2 separate regions of the Homo sapiens genome follow, and region 1 is linked to region 2. Evidence: read pairs that join two places in POLR2A ChIA-PET (ENCODE). Cell type or tissue: PC-9. All regions are shown on one strand. Links, peaks and the distances in the headings refer to the core of each region. The heading gives the core; the rest is flanking DNA.

Region 1 (2,931 bases), core at 338-2,837, 74 kb after region 2:
GGGGAGTCACAAGCTGAAACAGATGCATTAGCAATTTATTTGTGTAGTAGAGGAGTTGGCAGTGGTACTGCGTGGGATTGAAGACTGCTAGACTTTAGGCAAGGGGATCACTTAAGGAATTTCTTATTGATTCACATTTTGAGTAAGTTGGCTCCTGGGCTAGGTGATGAAGATAAAGGATATAAGAGAACTTCAAAAGAAGCCTAGACCATATGTGATCATTTTCTGAATATCCTAGGGAATGTTGTGAAACAATTCAGCTTTTGATTCAGCCCCCCAAGTGATAAACCTCTCATTTAGCAAATATTTTTGAGTTCTACTATGTGTATGTCATTGAGTTAGACACTAAAAACAACCTAAAATAAACCAGATACAGTGCTGGACATCAAGAAGGTTAACTGTGTGGGAGACGAAATAACTTGTTTACATAAATAACACTAATACAAGACAGAGAGTGACTAGGCAGAGGAAAGACATGGTGTGGTCTGAAGATTGAAAGGTCACTTCCAGCTTAGGGTGAGGGACTAGTGAGTTTGCTGTCCTTTGAATGAACTGTGCTTTTAATAATGGTTTGCACTTAAAATGCTATTTGCCTTCCCTATACCATTATCTATCCTCTTAAATTCCATTTGTCCTCATATTGGTTCAAAAGTGACTTTTCCAAGTACCTTTAAGCAAGTCACATACTCACCATTGGCCTCATACAAAACTGTATATGTGTGTATTTCCCATTGTCTATGTGTGTATAATGCTCTATTTATTTATCCATCCATGTATCCATTTACAATTATATGTATTTTTACAGAATCCATACATACGTATAATACATATGTGATTGTGAGTGATTCTCATTTTGTTCCTTATATGTTTCTGTACTTTTAAATTTTATACAAGGAACACACATCACTTTTATGATTATGAAAAATAAAACTAAAAATAAACGAAAACAGTCTCGCAATAATCTGCAGGTTGCTCTATAAATGTGAGCACTTCAAGAATCAGGAGCATTTTCTTCAAGCTGAGTGACTATCTTTGAGTCTGTTAACATCTCACTCGGGTCCCACAATTTTTCTCCACCTCCAAGTAGTTTCTTTAGTGTCTGAGACCTTCCCTAAGTGTATGCTTGGAAATGCTCAAACTTGGCCTCCTTCCTTCTCAACTGAACTGCGGTGTGCAGAACCTGTGAATAAAGGCCGATTCCCAGGCTGGAACAGGTCCTCCTGATCCAAGTTCAGAAGGCTCTCTCTTCTTTCCTAGGGCAGAGCCCGAGTGCCAGGACCACCGTTGCGCTGCCCAGCAGAAGGGGCTGCCTCTGGATGAGCGTGATGAAGACTGGGATGCCAAGAAAAGGGAGCTGGAGCTGTCTCTTCCTTCCCTAAATCAAAACATGAATAAAAAGAATAAGAAAAGTCGAGGCCCCACCAGGCCCAGCAATACCAAGGGGAGGAGAGTATGAGAACTCAACCTTATGTTTTCTGGCAAGGAACTTTCCCTGGTGCCAGAAATGAGGCTGTTAGGCATGGTGGCCTTTCCATGACTTTACTCATAGACCCTTACCCACCTGGCTTCTGCCCATGGACCTGTCATTAGGTGCTGTCCACATGGGCTGTTGTTTCCTGGCTAGCACCTACTGTGTACAATAATTACCGGGAAAGGACAAAACCTGCTTGCATTTTGTCATCAGTGGTTTGCACAGTCAGCATCTTTTGACCCCTGCCCCCCAACAATAATAGAATTTCAGGAGACAAGGAAACTCTGGCATGAATTAACTTCATCCCTGATAACGATCGAGAGATAATGTAAAATAATGAACATGTGATTATAGGTCTACTTTTTCAACTGTAAATTTGGGAAAATTAAATTCAGATCAGATAATTCCAATAAAAAATTGCATCCAAATTGAGATGCAAAATACACATTAGATTTCAAACACTTAGTACAAAAATATAAAATGTCTCCTTAATAATACTTAATATTGATTCCACATTGAAATGATAATATTTTGGATATTGCGTTGAATAAGATATATTACCAAAATGAATTTTATCTTTTTCCTTTTCCTTTTTAAAACATGTGGCTACTAGAATGTTTAAAATTACCCATGTGCTTTTTTAGTTTATTTCTATTGGACAGCATTGCTATAGAACCCAAACAGCATGTTAAGCCTCTACTAGGAGACTAGTCTGGTGTATTTTACTTTCCCTGGCTGCTCTGCATTTTAGATATACTAATTTCTCTGCCTAAATCAATTTATTTAGCTATCAAGTATCTTTATTACTTATTCCTCAATTAATGCTTGTGTTAATACAAGTCATGCTTTGTTTGAATTTTCTGGTATGAAAAAAATGCTTGAATATCTTATAGAAAAGCAGTATAGCTATAGAGGATACCTTTCCTCGTGTTGATCTACCCTTGAGCATCAATCCCTTTCTCTATGCTCTGCAATGCAGAGTAGTTCCTGCTTTGGACCAGTAGAAACATTGGAAGACAACTGACTCGAGCTGGACTAATAAGATTCTTCTCCTGGGTACTTGAAAAGAAATCCTCATGATAGGCTGGACCAATAGCAGATGACTTCAGAAGTATGGAGTGGCTAATTCTACACTAGGGCTGAGGAAGGGTACAGAGATGCTCTACAAAAAGGACAAGAAGACCGAGGAAAAGACAAAGGGATAGAGATAGGTCAGTAGATAAATGAATAGAGAGATTAGATAGATAGATAGATAGATAGATAGATAGATAGATAGAGATGAATAGTTAGATAATTTGCTATTCCTAGTTCTGGTTCCTTACTCAGGAATCTGTGAAATACTATTTTATCATAAAAGTTGCCCTTTGCTTACAGTATATTGAATTGATTATTTTCCTTGCAAGCAGACTTTTCTAATAAGTACAGTATTTTAATCATGGGCTTATGAGTAATGGTGACTT
Region 2 (2,931 bases), core at 239-2,738:
TAACTTAACTGGAAAGTATAGTCTTTGCAACAAATGGCAGTATAACAATTGGATATCCATATATAAAAATAAAATCCTCAACCCTTACCTCACTACAAAAAGTTAATTTAAAATGAATCATAGACCTAAATACAAGAGCCAAAATTATAAAACTTCTAAACAAAAACATTGAAAGTTTGTTTTGTGGGTTTTTGTTTTGTTTTTTTACCTTGGGTTAGTAAAAGATTTAGTGGAACAATAACAACAAAATAAACTACCATTTAGAAAAGAAAAATATGTGAATAATTTGATTTCATCAAAATTACAAATTTTCTTCAAAAGACACTATTTAAGGGAATAAAACTGTAAACATTTGTCAAAATATCAAACTACAATATGAAAGTGTGAGTTTTACTGTACAAAAATTATGCCTAAATAGACCAAATTTTTAAAAAACCTAATTTAAGATTTTTAATCTTTAAGAATCCTAGGAGAGAACATATTTTTTAAGTTTTAATTTCATTCATATCACTAATAACTACAACTTATTACATGTTTCCTGTGGTGGGTCTTTTACCCATATTGGCTCATTTCGTCTTCATATTTAAGTATAGTTCCATTTTTATAGATGAAGAGAACCTAACTCTGAAAATTTTATTATCCATGTCACCCTGAGATGATAAACATGGACTTTCAAAATCTAAAGCCCTTCCTTTCCCACTATGTTTTGCTGCATCTCAAGTATTTATTTAATGCAAACATGTTAACTGTATTTACATTAATTCATGCAGTCCTTGGAACCAAAGTGTAAGGTGTATGCCGTTATATCCATTTTCAGATATGGAAACAGAGGGTAAATTATTTGCCTGGGTCACATGGCTCTTACAAATGGAGGCCAATCCTGCTGTAATTCAAAAGACTATGCTCTCTCTACTCTCATTGCCCCCTATAATGATCTGGTCTTGAATTGTCTGTGTGTGTATTCTAATAAAATTGTATTTTGTGACACTGAAATCTTAAATTTTTAAAAGCTTTTTATTTTGAAATAATTTTAGATTTTCATAAAGTTTCCAAAGAAAAACGTATAGGGATATACCATGACTGTTGTACACAATCAAAACCAGGAGCAAATTGACATTGGTACAATCCACAGATTCCAAAGTCACTAATTTATAAGCACACATTTGTGTGTGTGTGTGTGTGTGTGTGTGTGTCATTCCATGCAATTTCATCACCTTTGTGTAGCTTTGATAACTATCACTGCACACAAGATACAGAACAGTTCATCAGTCCATGCCTGATGCTATCCCTTTATAGGCATTTTCAACCCTTTTCTTCCCCATCCCTAACTCCTGGAAGCCACTAATCTTTTCTCCATCTCTATAATTTTATTAATCTAAGAATATTATGTAAATAGAATGCAGTATGTAACCTTTTACTATTTTTTTTTCACTCAGTAAAATTCTACGGAGAACCTTCCTAAGTTGTTGCTCACATCAATAATTCATTTTCCTTGTTATTGCTGTGTAGGACCCTTTGGTATTGATGTACCACAGTTTGTTTAACCATTTACCCATCGAAGGGCATTTAGGTTGTTTCCAGTTTTGGGTTCCAGGTTTTTGCATGAGCATGTTTCCTTTCTTTGGGATAAATGCCTAAATGCAATTTTTCAGTCATATGGCAAGTACATAGTTTTTAAAATGTGGCTGTACCATTTTACATTCTTACCAGCAACATAAGTGATGCAGTTTATTCACATTCTTGCCAGTACTGGTGTTATCACGATTTTTTAGCTTAGTCATTACCATGGCATGTGGTGATATAACATTGTGGGTTTTTTTTTTTTTTTGTCTAATAGCTAATGATGTTGAAAATCTTTTCATATTCTTCTTTGTCATCTGTACATCCTCCTCCGTGAAATGCCACTTCATATCTTTTGCCTATTTTCAAATTTATTTTTTTTACTATTGAGTTTCGAGAGTCGTTTATCTATTATAGATACAAGTCCTATGTCAGACGTGTGGTTTGCAAATATTTTCTCCCTGTCTGTAGCTTGTCTTTTTCATTCTCCTAACAGGGTATTTCTTACTTGAACTGTTTTCTAAAAATATCCAGTAAATGTTAATTTTTCTAAGCAACTTTAAACAAAGTCAATTAGTAGTATAGAAACTATAGACTGTAAAGTATACTGCATTTCTGCTTAGAGTTCTCTATACACAGAGGCCTAAGACAGCACAAAATAAGTATGATTTATTTAGCCCAATTTTCCTGCATCGTTTCCATAAAAAATATTGAAGTGGCTCATAATATTAGTATTCAAACACCTGTCATACACATTCCATCCCTGGCCTTAACCTTTCCCCCTTTATCCCTTACGTATTTGTATTAGGATAAGAATATCCTCTCTCCCAAACTTCACATACCGGGGCCTGTCAAGGGGTGGAAGGATAGGGGAGGGATAGCATTAGGAGAAATACCTAATGTAGATGATGGGTTGATGGGTGCAGCAAACCACCATGGCATGTGTATACCTATGTAACAAATCTGCACGTTCTGTACATAATGTCCCAGAACTTAAAGTACAATAATAATAAAAAAAAAATCCCCTCTCCCTTCTTTTCCGAAACCAAGGGCCTCTCAAGACTAATGGGAGGAAAGTTTATTTATTATAAAACTCAAGATATTTTGTTTAATATAGTATGGGAGATATATGAGGGGAGCTTAATCTTAACAGTGCAATGACCTGATTTTTAAAATTAACCCGAGTCCCTGTCCAACAGCAGAGCATGACAGAACAAACTAATGCTACCTGCTCCAGATACAGAAAAGGTAGGACATTGGAAAATCTGGGTGGATGGGGGTAAAGGATTCAGATCAGCCCATAACGGCCACGTGATATACCCTGACGTCCTAGGATTAAGGCCATGAGCCATGGAAGGAGGTTGGAGGACA

Evidence for each region. ChIA-PET counts read pairs that join two places held together with the same protein. Peaks named below come from ENCODE experiments on the same cell type or tissue, not always from the same donor. Only the 100,000 strongest peaks of a DNase experiment are listed, where the experiment ranks them.
Region 1: POLR2A ChIA-PET joins it to region 2 with 5 read pairs; 3 of 35 experiments call an interaction of 5 or more read pairs at or near these places.

The regions. Positions count from the first base shown.
Region 1 is chr6:46,757,466-46,760,396 of GRCh38, forward strand. It overlaps ANKRD66 (ankyrin repeat domain 66), which reads left to right. Exons shown (of 5, transcript NM_001162435.3): 5 at 1,258-2,041. The coding sequence ends at 1,456. Among named protein-coding and RNA genes, the nearest start is that of ANKRD66, 12 kb to the left of the region's middle. In PC-9, for the core only: no CTCF peak of the experiment used is centred there; no DNase peak of the experiment used is centred there.
Region 2 is chr6:46,683,202-46,686,132 of GRCh38, forward strand. The region is part of intron 1 of TDRD6-AS1 (TDRD6 and SLC25A27 antisense RNA 1); the gene reads right to left. It also overlaps a transcript of TDRD6 not described here. Among named protein-coding and RNA genes, the nearest start is that of TDRD6, 3.2 kb to the right of the region's middle. In PC-9, for the core only: no CTCF peak of the experiment used is centred there; a DNase peak (open chromatin) is centred at 1,770.